Regions from separate parts of the Homo sapiens genome. Here all the other regions are linked to region 1. The links are chromatin contacts, found by Hi-C or POLR2A ChIA-PET in ENCODE. All regions are on one chromosome and are shown on one strand. Each heading gives the region's core, a stretch centred on a gene start or an enhancer-like site at or near the end of the contact. The rest is flanking DNA. Distances are from core to core; before and after follow the strand shown.

Evidence for each region. Hi-C counts contacts between places; a loop is a spot of excess contacts on that map. ChIA-PET counts read pairs that join two places held with the same protein, here RNA polymerase II (POLR2A). Pooled maps may share reads with other maps.
Region 2: a map of CD8-positive, alpha-beta T cell shows a loop between it and region 1 (4-fold over the local background). The contact joins the promoter of SOD1 here to the promoter of CCT8 in region 1. A Hi-C loop is called at or near these places in 4 of 168 maps with a recorded cell type or tissue (CD4-positive, alpha-beta memory T cell, CD8-positive, alpha-beta T cell, GM12878 and 1 more), 1 of 37 single-sample maps with no recorded cell type and 11 of 50 pooled maps. POLR2A ChIA-PET finds 5 or more read pairs at or near these places in 1 of 52 experiments (MCF 10A).
Region 3: a loop to region 1 is called in a map of naive thymus-derived CD4-positive, alpha-beta T cell, with 7 times the contacts of the local background. The contact joins the enhancer-like site here to the promoter of CCT8 in region 1. A Hi-C loop is called at or near these places in 1 of 168 maps with a recorded cell type or tissue (naive thymus-derived CD4-positive, alpha-beta T cell) and 8 of 50 pooled maps. POLR2A ChIA-PET finds 5 or more read pairs at or near these places in 1 of 52 experiments (T-cell).

What each region holds. Positions count from the first base shown.
Region 1 is chr21:29,071,366-29,075,247 of GRCh38, reverse strand. CCT8 (chaperonin containing TCP1 subunit 8) reads left to right here and starts at 1,600. Exons shown (of 15, transcript NM_006585.4): 1 at 1,600-1,717. The coding sequence starts at 1,658. RefSeq lists enhancers at 1,375-1,544, 705-1,616, 1,995-2,164, 1,617-2,528.
Region 2 is chr21:31,657,608-31,661,489 of GRCh38, reverse strand. SOD1 (superoxide dismutase 1) reads right to left here and starts at 1,797. Exons shown (of 5, transcript NM_000454.5): 1 at 1,649-1,797. The coding sequence starts at 1,720. SOD1-DT (SOD1 divergent transcript) reads left to right here and starts at 1,466. Exons shown (of 3, transcript NR_187558.1): 1 at 1,466-2,093; 2 at 3,395-3,556. RefSeq lists enhancers at 1-455, 955-1,154 and silencers at 1,315-1,594, 1,865-2,184.
Region 3 is chr21:31,179,580-31,183,461 of GRCh38, reverse strand. TIAM1 (TIAM Rac1 associated GEF 1) reads left to right here. Exons shown (of 28, transcript NM_001353694.2): 15 at 817-1,041. Among named protein-coding and RNA genes, the nearest start is that of KRTAP19-8, 140 kb to the right of the region's middle. RefSeq lists an enhancer at 459-958. Within about 2 kb of position 1,926, at least 2 of the 41 ENCODE cell types and tissues checked have a DNase peak (open chromatin) inside an H3K27ac peak, as active enhancers do.

The DNA.
Region 1 (3,882 bases), core at 351-2,850:
TAACGTTATTTAAAAAATAATAATCCTATCACATGATAATATGTATGTTTTTATTTAAAATATCTCTATTTTCCAAGAATGAAAAGGGTGGCTGTATTAGTCCGTTCTCGAATCGCTATAAAGAACTACCTGAGACTGGGTAATTTATAAAGAAAAGAGGTTTAATTGGCTCACAGTTCCACAGGCGGTACAGGAAGCATGGCTGGGGAAGCCTCAGGAAGCTGACAATCAAGGTGGAAGGTGAAGGGGAAGCAGACACATCCTACAAGGCTGGAGGAGGAGGAAGAGACAGAGTGGGGAGGTGCCACACACTTTTAAACAACCAGGTCTTATGAGAAGTCACTCACTATCACAAGAACAGCTGGGGATTATAATTCCACATCATATTTGGGCAGGCAATTCAAACATATCAGTGGCATTTACATTTTTGCAAAAATCCAAACCATATCAGTGGCATTTACATTTTTGCAATTTTTTTTTTTTTTTGAGACAGGGCCTCACTCTTGCCCAGGCTGGAGTGCAGTGGCATGATCTCAGCTCACTGCTGCCTCAACCTCCCAGGCTCAAGCAGATCCTCCAACCTTAGCCTCCCAAGCAGCTGAGACTACAGGTGCATGCCACCAAGCCAAAGGGATTTATATTTATCTATAAATTCATATATAAATCAGATATATTTATATAAAATGTGTATATTATATATATAAATCAGATAAATAAATATGTATTTATATCTGATCTTAAAAGAGTAAAAGGGATTTATATTCCCAGGAAGAAGTAGAAAAGAGGAATATAGATAGTGGTTAAGAACCGGCATTTTGCAATAAGTCTGATCTAGATAGGAATTCTAGCTTTAATATTTACTAGCTCTGTGATCTTGGGAAAATTATTTACAGTTTGTGAACTTCAGTTTCCCTTCTACAAAATAGAGACAGTACCATTTAATTTTTAATTTTTAATGGTATCGTCTCCATTTTATGGAAGGAAAACTAAATGGTATTTTAACCGACAATTCATTAATTTTTAAGACTGACCATTAACAGAGATACTGCATGTAAAGCAGATCACACAGAATATGGCACACTTGAGCACTTGATGTGTACTACATTACTCTTAGTGACGACTTTAATTATCGTGCGCATTCCCAGCGCTTCCTATGGTGCCCAACACAGAGCGGACGCCTAGAGACAATTTTGGGGGATGGGGCAGATGCTCTGCCTCGGGAAAAAAAAAGCACACCTGCCCTGACGTTGGTGGCTGGGTCTGGAAGATACGTGGAAATTAAGCTAAGGATGTGTGGCTTCCAGATCAAAAACCGCAAAAATCTAACGCCGTGACTACTGACTACGGTCAGAGAGCACAGACTGGAGCAACCTCTCACGGCCTGGGCTGTCTGCGCGTGCGTGAGCCAGAAACCCGAGGGGCTCCCTGGGCCCGCCCTATCGATCGACCCGATCGGGGATCGTCAGCTTGGTTCTGGCCACAGAGGTTGCTCTTCTCGCGATGCTTCAGACCTGGCGGCAGGGAAAGGGTGGGCTAATTGGAGAGCCAGGAAGAGCGTGAGGCGGCCCCACGCTGCTTTCCCAGAAGGCTGTGCGTGCTCCTCGCTTCCTCCGCGGTCTTCCGAGCGGTCGCGTGAACTGCTTCCTGCAGGCTGGCCATGGCGCTTCACGTTCCCAAGGCTCCGGGCTTTGCCCAGATGCTCAAGGAGGGAGCGAAAGTAAGGGCTGAAGGAAAGGAATGAGGTGGGAGCGTCAGCATAGGGCTGCGGCGGCCGCGGCGAAGTAGGAGGGCCTACTAACGGGCTGAGCGTGCTGCCCTGGCTCAGCGGCCGGGGGAAGAGAAGATTCCAGAAAGGGAGGTGATTTTGGAAGGGCTCGGCCACCGGAGCCTGCGGGCACTTCTCTTCTTCCGCGACCGGGAGAAGGCCGAGGGATCGGCGGCACGATCGACATTGTACACCTTGAAGGTGGACGGATGTGAAGCCGCGCGTGCGTTTTGCCTCCATCCGTAAATGGGGCTAAGGCCCGTCACCCTTAAAGGAGGTTGTGAGGGTGAAATTGAATAACGTAGATGAAATTGTCTTGAGAACTGCGACGTCGATTATCACATAGCTCGCGAGTTGTAGGATGGGGAAGAACGAGAACTAGCCGATCCAGAGAAGAGAGTGGGAAAAAGGGCCGGGTCTTGGTTGCTTGCTTCCCAGTGAGAAACATACGGCTTTCAGCTTAGTTGACAGAAGCCATGCGTTGTAGCCAAATGAGTTCCGGTCCCAACTTATGTTAGCTGGCTTAATCTAAAATGTAACTTTCTTGGGTTTTGTTTCCTTCGTCTTTAAATTATGGAGATTGGACCAAGAGGTGGTGTCTTTGAGTTCTGTGTAATCTGCAGGATAAGTGATAGAGGGGTGCAGATAACACTTTTGTTTAATGGCCTTTTCTTGAACGTTAGTTCGGTAGCATAGTTTTAAAAAATATCTTACTGCACTATTGATAAATTTGTCTCTTGTGCTATTCAAATTGCATTCCTCTGTGTGTCCTCCAGATTTTGTTAATTCAAGAAATAGATCAGTGTGGTTGAATTTAAGGTTTTATGCGAGGTACGGGGAGCATTAACAGTTTAATAGAACTAGGTTCATGTTTGTAGGATGCACTTTTCAAATAATGTCGGTATAGTAAGTAAATGTCAGGGTTCAAGGTAAATGTTGGTGGAATAATCTTTTGAAAATGATATGGGCTGATTCCCTTGAAAAAATCAGGCTGAGATAATAGCTTCCAATTTGGGTTTTTTTCACTAATACAGTTTTGGAAAACTCGTGTATCACAAAACATTATTTGTCATTCCAGTGCTAGTAGTTTTTTACAGAACACTGAGCTATTTCTTTCAATAAATAGGTACTGAAGGAACTGCAGTGAAAGACAAAAGTCCCATTTGTCGTAGAGTTTATGTCCTTCTAAGGCAGAAATAATGATTAAATAAAAGGAGAATTCCAAATAATGATGAAAGAAACTGCACTATAGTAGAGGATGACAGGAGGTAAAAATGTCTGTAAAAGAAGGATCAGGAATAGACAGAACACTTAGACGTTTAGGGAAGAACTCTTAGCTCAGTGCTTAGTGAGAGAAGCCCCTGAGCCTGGGCTGTTTCCCCCGACCTCTTACTTAGGGGGAAATGCCAGGCTCAGGGACTAACTAGTACAAAGACCCTGAGGAAGGAATGATTTTGACCTGTTTTTTTTTTAAAACAACAACAACAACAACAGGTTGTAGGGCTGAAGCTTACCAAAGAAAGGAAGAATGGTAAGTTCAGAGGAGGAGCCATACAAGGGCCGGGATACGTAGGGCCTTGTTTCCTTGAAAAGGGATTTGCATTTTATCCTAAGCTGGTTGGGAAACCATTGAAGGGTCTTAAGTATGGGAATGAGGGGATCTGATCAAATGGTAGTTTCTCACAGAATGGGGAGTGAGGGGAAGAAGCAAGAGTGTAAGCCAGGAGTTCAGACTTAAGTGTTATTGCTGGAATAACAGTTCTTATTGCTGAAGATGCTTTTAAAGCAGTGGCTATTGGCAGGGGTTGGTGGCTCACACCTGTAATCCCAACACTGGGGAGGCCGAGGTCAGTGGATCACTTGAGGCCAGGAGTTCCTGGCCAACATGGTGAAACTCCGCCTCTCAAAAAAATACAAAAAAAACCAACCTGGTGTGGCGCGCACCTCTAATCCCAGCTACTCAGGAGGCTGAGCCTCCAGAATTGCTTGAACCCGGGAGGCCCAGGTTGCAGTGAGCTGAGATCGTGCCACGATCTCAGCTCACTGCACTCCAGCCTGAGCGATAGAGGAGACTCTCTCTCTCTCAAAAAAGAGTAATGGCTATTAACCTTGGTTTT
Region 2 (3,882 bases), core at 548-3,047, 2.6 Mb before region 1:
CGGGAGGCTGAGGCAGGAGAATTGCTTGAACCTGGGAGGCGGAGGTTGCAGTGAGCTGAGATCGCGCCACTGCACTCCAGCCTGGGCGACAGAGCGAGACTTGGTCTGAAAAACAAAACACTAGTACTGGTGAATTATGTGGGGAGAAGTAAAGAGGGACAAAAAGAAGTCTGACAAATGAAACAGCAAAATGGAGTCAAATGCCAAAGAACCTTTTCCAGAAAATCTGGAGACCTATTAAAGAAAAAGGCTAAACTCATTATCTCCCTCACATATATTTCAGACATTTACACAGACTAACTGTTCCTGTCCTCTCACGTTTCTGTAAACCCCTTTAAAGACTGAATCTCATTCGTATAGTAAATATTCCCTCATGATTTTTAAGCCGAGTGCAAGAGAAAATTTTCCACCAGTTGGTAACTTCACTAAGGTTCTGGGGACAGTGTTATCACAAGCACCTTCCTTGCAACACGTTTTGTAATTTTACTGATAAAAGTTCTGAAAATATTTCTGTATATTTTACAAGAGTCGTTCAGAAGTTTGTCTCTGACCATCTTAGCAACCTGCCTACTGGCAGAGCAATTTTAAAGCCACTTTACGAAAATGTGGCTTAAGAAATGCTCCGACAACAGTTATTAAGTGCCAATTCGGTGTAATGGAAACTCCAGGTCTTCTAATTTCCAAATACGAAACTCCACCCACTGTCCTCAAACGACAGTTCTCAATCGTAGGTGCACATCAAAATCACTTTTGGAAACTTTCAAAAAACAGCAATACTCACCCTGCACTAGGACAGGTTTTGATGTAATTGGTCGGAGGTTGGGCTCTGGTGTATTTTTAGTAAGATCTTCAAATAAGCTAACTGTGCACCCAAAGTTAAGATCACTGCCCTCAAAAATCCCCAAAAGGGTCAGTTAAACCTCTGGCTCCCGGAGCTTAGGAGGAGGAAAAGGACCTCTGTTCAAGGCTACCTTCTCTGCCCTTGCAGCCCAATCATGACCTAGAACAGAGGCCAGCAAACTTCCCTGCAAAGTGTCACACAAACGGTCTCTGTTGCGTATTTTTGTTTTCCAAAGCCTTTTAAAAATATAAAAACCATTCCTAGCCTTAGAGCTGTACAAAAGCGAAGACTCCCTGACCTAGAGCGCTGAAGCCGGAAAGCGGAGAGGGATGCGAAGACACCAGGCGGGCCCAGGCGCAGTCGCCATCCCCGGGCTGGGCCTGGCACTGCGCCACTCGGTGTCCGCGGGACCCTCAGGAACGAGAACACGGCCAAGCAAGGGACGAGCACAGCCGCTCCAGGCACCACGACAGACCCGCGGCGGCGGCCCAAGGACCACAGAGGGCAGCACGCCCGCCCCCGCCCCTCCCCGGCCCGCGGCAATCCCTCCCCGCGCTCCCGCCACGCGCAGGCCCAGCCCCGCGGCGGCCTCGGTCCCACGCCCCGCGCCCGGGCCCGCCCGGTGACTCAGCACTTGGGCACCGCACCGCTGGGGGCGAAGGCACCGACCGGGCGGCACGGGCCGGGACCGGGCGCTGGACCAGGGCGGCCCCGAGGCCTGGCGGGCGACCCGCTCCTAGCAAAGGTGCGCGGGGGGACGAGCGGGTGGGAGCGGCCTCGCAAACAAGCCTCCGTCCCAGCCCTTGCCTTCTGCTCGAAATTGATGATGCCCTGCACTGGGCCGTCGCCCTTCAGCACGCACACGGCCTTCGTCGCCATAACTCGCTAGGCCACGCCGAGGTCCTGGTTCCGAGGACTGCAACGGAAACCCCAGACGCTGCAGGAGACTACGACGCAAACCAGCACCCCGTCTCCGCGACTACTTTATAGGCCAGACCTCCGCGCCTCGCCCACTCTGGCCCCAAACCAATCGCCTCGCACGCGCTCAGCCCGCCCCCTGCGGCAGCCTCGGGTCGCGAGTGGCCGGGAATGACTGGGGGCGGGGCCAAGGGGCCGCGTGCGCCGGAGACTCCCCCCGCCCCGCAGCCGGGAAACGTCCAGAACCCCGAAATGTGGAGAAAACAACCTTCTTTTCACGGGGGCGTGGCCCGCCGGTTGCAGTACGCGAAATTGGCAAAATGATGTAAACAGGGTACGCTTTGAAAATCTGAAGTCACTTTGTCTAGAAATGTCATTAGTTATGACTGAGTTTGGCCACAGCGTCTCATTTGTTACTCAGCAATTGGGACGCCCCAAGATGGATGCTTTTGTAGTTTTCATTTTTTTGTCTTGTTTTTTAGTTTTCTGAGGGTATAGAAAGTCGCTACACCTCAATCCCGGGACTTACCTTTTCTTCCCCTGCAATTTTCTTAGTCCTTAGTATAGAGTTTCTTATTTGGTTGGCAGAATTCGGTATTCTTTTTATATTTTTCCTGTTTGGCAAGGCCACAACCCTACAGATAACCAAACGGCAACTAGTTGGCTTCTAGGCATCACCTGCGTTTTTGTCTGGCCTAAAGGCCACAACACTCAAGGAGGGTAGAATGGTGAAATAATTTATGATGCCTCCATACAACAGGAATGATAAATATGACTTACCTTTCAAGGGAAATATTTCAAAAACATATTGTGAAATGAGAAAATAGTGCAAACTACTTTTGTCCGGGGCGAGGGGGTTGTTTGTTTGATTTTTGAGACAGGGTCTCGCTCTGTCACCCAGGCTGGAGTGCAGTGGCGCCATCATAGCTCACTGCAGCCTCCACCTCCTGGGTTCAAGCCATCCTCCTGCCTCAGCCTCCCAAGTACCTGGGACCACAGGCATGTGCCACCACACCTGGCTGATTTTTGTATTTTGGGTACAGATGGGGTTTTACCATGTTGCCCAGGCTGGTTTCAAACTCCTGAGCTCAAGCCAGCCATCTACCCACCTCGGCCTCCCAAAGTGCTGGGATTACAGACATGAGCCACCACGTCCAGCCTAGTACTTAATATTGAGTATGGCAAAATACTGAGACTTAATTGAAGTCCAGTGTGAAACAACAATAGAAGCTATTCCAGCCTCGTTTGGAGTACACTACTATCGATTTATTTACTTATTTATTATTTACGCTATTTAGACCCTCAGACTCTAATGCATCCTCTATCAGAGAAATACAATTCACATTTTTTTATCATCCTCTAGGAAGTATACATATTTGCAGTTTTGCCTGTTGTATTTGGTAGTAGTCTCCAGATAATTCGTATATTCTAAACGGTTGCATAAACAGTGCAAATGCTGGCCAAAGGGCCTTTGCCCAAGGCTAAAGTTTCTTTGGGTTCCAGGAAGTTCGGCAGATTTCAGTTCATTGTAAACTTGCCAAGGGATCCGCCCACAGACACGAGAGAGCTGCTTTGGGACAGTGAATTACTCTTCTTTTGAGACGGTCTAATGATGCCTGGGTGGTGCCTTCGTAGGATGGTCGTCACACCTGAACAAGGGGGTCCCTGGCCCCAGGCCCCATGCTTTACTGGGCCCTGTTCTGTCCCTCTTCTGGCATCATCTCCCATGGAGAAAAGAATGTGTTGAAGCCAAGAAGATGCTCCCCCCGCAAGAATATCATCTCTGCTAGAACAGGGGTAAGGAATTTAACTCTGTGATATTTAAGAGTATTTATATCTTCCTAATGCAGGGCATCGAATGTGGGCACTATGGACATTTTGGGCCAGACAGTTCTTTGCTGTGGAGGCTGTCCTGTACACTGTAGGATGTTCAGTAGAATCCCTAGCCCCTACTCACTAGATGCCAGTAATACCCTGTCCCTCCCTGCCAGGCTGGGATAACCAAAAATAATTCCAGACGTTGCCAAATCACTCCCAGTTAAGAATCACTGTTTTTATTTATTTATGTATTTATTTTGATATGGAGTCTCACTCTGTCACCAGGCTGGAGTGCAGTGGTGCAA
Region 3 (3,882 bases), core at 677-3,176, 2.1 Mb before region 1:
CTCCCTAGCTGAAAGGATTATTTTATTTTCTTTCATGTTCTTCCCACCCTCTCCATTTCTCAGGCTGCTGGAATGTTCTTCCAGTGCGAGTTTGAACTGCACCTTGGTGTCTCAACTTGCTGTTCTTCTAGGTTGGGCTTGTTCATGGTCGTTCCCTTGGGTCCCAAATTTTGGCAATTCCCCTAGCAGATCCTTTGGGGATCTACCAAAAGAGATTCATCCCAAGGTTCAGATGTAGTTTGAAAACAAAACAAAAAAGGACAAAATGATTGCATTGGGTTCTTGAAACTGTCATCTCTAAGTGTATTTGGAATGAGACATTCTTACTTCTGTCCTCATAGCCAGAGTGAACGCCCTGCATTTTGGTTCCTTGGAAATAATCAATAGATATTAGCTGGCTGTGACTTAAGTGTGCACTGAGGCATGAACATGTACAAAACACAGTGATGGCAGTCATCAGAGAGCACTGCCATTCCCCGCTCGCCCCGCCCCAAAAGTGTAGGAAGATAACCGGAATTAATTAGCATTTGTGAGAAATTTGCAGATGCTTGGAACACACAAATTAATGAAGGAGTAAGTTTGTTTGCTTGATGTATGAAGGACCAGCTAGGCATGTTGTAACCTGCAAATCTAGAACCTTCAGAACCTGAGGCCCCTGTCCTCTCCTGAGGATCACTCCCGAGCACCGCAGCCTGTCTGCAGCAGCACCTGGGGCTGTGAGACCCACAGCAGGTGTGCCCTTTATAGCAGAGCTCCTAAGCTGTTGTGTTCTGATAATGTGTGTGAAATTAAAAATTTTCCATCTTGCGTTGGCAGGCCTGAAAGCAGGAGATGAGATTCTTGAGATCAATAATCGTGCTGCTGACGCCCTGAACTCTTCTATGCTCAAAGATTTCCTCTCACAGCCCTCGCTGGGCCTCCTGGTGAGGACCTACCCCGAGCTGGAGGAAGGAGTGGAGCTGCTGGAAAGCCCGCCCCACCGAGTGGACGGCCCTGCCGACCTTGGCGAGAGCCCCCTCGCCTTTCTCACCAGCAACCCAGGTATGGCTGTGCAGGGTGCTGGGGGCGAGTCTGAACTCCGTTGTGCCACGACCCGGGGAGTTTATCATGCGGCTTGTGTGTTTCAGTGAGTGCCTCTGTCTGGCAGGTGGTATAAAATGTGTGTGCAAGATGGGCTGATGACTGGCCCTGCATTTCCTGTTGAAATTTCAAAGGCGCAGGGAACTTTATTTTCTCATAGAGCTGTTTTGCTACAGATCCACCTGTCACCCATGGGCAGCTTTATAATGCTTCTGCTGTTTCTCATTTTGGGGAAAGGTGAATATTTAGAAGACTTTGCTGTGGATAGAGATACAGAGGCACAGAAGTGTTGGGAATTGGGCCACGTGTGGTGGCTCGCACCTGTAATCCCAGCACTTGGGAGGTGGAAGCAGGAGGATACCTTGAGGTCAGGAGTTTGAGACCAGCCTGGGCAACATAACGAGACTCTATCTCTCCAAAAAAAAAAAAATGAGCTGGGCATAGTGGAGAGCATCTGTAGTTCCAGCTACTTGGGAGGCTGAGTCAGGAGGATCGCTTGGGCCCAGGAGTTTGAGGCTGCAGTAAGCTGTGATTGCACTGCTGCATTCCAGCCTGGGAGACAGAGGCCTGTCTCGTAAAAAAAAAAAAAAAAAAAAAAAAAAAAAAAAAAAAAAAAAAAAAAAAAGAAGAAGAAGAAGAAGAAGTGCTGGGAATCACATAAGATGCTGAGACTAAGTCCTACCTCTGTTCCTGCCTTCTCTATCGTCATCTTCCAAACCACCACTCAGCCCTGCTTTCCTGCTGTCTGAGAGAAGGACGTGAGCTGAGATGCTGAGAGGCCCAGAGTGGAAATGTGTGCAGAGCTCTGTTTGTCTTTTGGACTTTTTCAACCTGAAGACTGAACCCGAGCGCTTCAGTGACCCCCCTGCCCTGCCCTTCCTTCCTCTCCCCGCTCCTTCTGGCAACCTGTGCTCATTCTACTAGAAGCAGCGTGAGTGCCACCTGCCTTTCGAAGTCTTCCTGGGACCCCATAGAGTTAGCTCTCTCCTCTGGGCCCCCACAACCCTGCAAATTTGACTTCCATATGGGCCCTCATTAGATCATGCGATTCTTACTTGCTTGTGTCTCTCTTTTCGCCTAAATGTGTTTCCTGAGACTGGGTTTATATTCCTCATTTTTGTCTTCCCGGCTCTTTACATGTGGTTTGCTACATGGGTGGCCCTTTCTTGTTCAGCAAGAGAGTGAGTGAGTGATGGAACAGATGAACAGCATAGATTACTATCATTTATTTCTCCATGACCGGGTTCTCGGGTTTGGGTTGATTTAGTAAGTTGGGGTTTTGTCATTATTTTCTCTTTTCAAAGCTTGGGATACAAAAGGAGCGTTCTGTTCAAAATCTGAAATGGAAGGCTCTTGGGTAGTTGGATATTCTTGCCCTGCTATTGTTGTTTTTCAAATCATTTTCTGAAGCTTGGCTTGCTAAGGAAGTTGGACCCCTCATTCTTTTGTCCATTGGCTCCTTGGAAGATTTTGACAAGTTGAAGCTTCAGAAAATTGATTGCTCTCAGTTACAGTTGACTTCCTTGACTCATTATGTTATTGTGGTCCCCACATCCCAATCAAATTTTTGAAAAGTGGCTCCAGTGAGTTGTGTACCCTTAGTAAAGGAGAATGAAGACTATAAAGGCTGTTATTTCATGTGACCACAAGATGGCAGGATCGATCCCATAAAACGGTTCACAGATAGAGTTGTTTCTGGAATATGACTTTGAATGAGACATATTATGTTAGATTAGATTATTTAAAGGATTTTATAAGCTTGCACATATGTGCTATAAGCAACAGTGTGTACTCAACTTTCTTTGGATTTTTTTCTTCTGTCTGAGCCCTTCTTCTGGGTTACAGATATAAAAAAAAAAAGAGGTGGGTAAACTATAATCCATAGGCTAAAAGCAGCCCACCACCTGTTTTTGTAAATAAAGTTTTATTGGAACACAGTCATGCCATTCATTTACACCTTGTCTCTGGCTGTTTTCCTTCTGTAATGGCAGAGTTGAGTCGTTGTGACAAGGACTTAGGGTCTACAAAGCCAAAAGTGTTTACTCTATGGCCCTTTACACATCAAATTCGCTGTCCCTGATGTAAAGTATGACTGAGATTGCTCACAATTTGTTTTTTTAAGGATAGACACGGTTAATGTTTTCGTCTATTTCTTTCTTCTTTTTTAAAAAAAGTCTACCGGGCGCAGTGGCTCACACCTGTAATCCCAGCACTTTGGGAGGCCAAGGCAGGCGGATCACCTGAGGTCAGGAATTTGAGACCAGCCTGGCCAACATGGTGAAACACCACCTCTGTTAAAAATACAAAAATTAGCCATCCGTGGTGGCAGGCGCCTGTAATCCCAGCTACTCGGGAGGCTGAGGCAAAAGAATCGCTTGAACCCGGGAGGCAGAGGTTGCAGTGAGCTGAGATTGCACCACTGCACTTCAGCCTGGGCGACAGAGCAAGATTCCGTCTCAAAAAAAAAAAAAAAAAAAAATCTGTGTATGTATATGTACGTGTACGTGTGTTTGCTTAAAAATCTATTAAAATACATTTAATAGAGTTTAAAATGCATTGAATAAATCTTGAAATGCATTTAAAAGATTTTTAAAATGCATTTTATATATATCTATTTTAGAAATATCTGAGTATTTCTGTGTATACAGTTGCTGTCTGGTCTTTTGTGTGGTGGAGTTTTAAACTAAACAACTGGACTTTACAACTGACCACGTTACCTCCTTCAGACCGCTCACCTTTGGAGGCTGTGCGCTAAATCCATGGACCCTGCCATTATTTTAAAACACATTAAAACTGCAATTT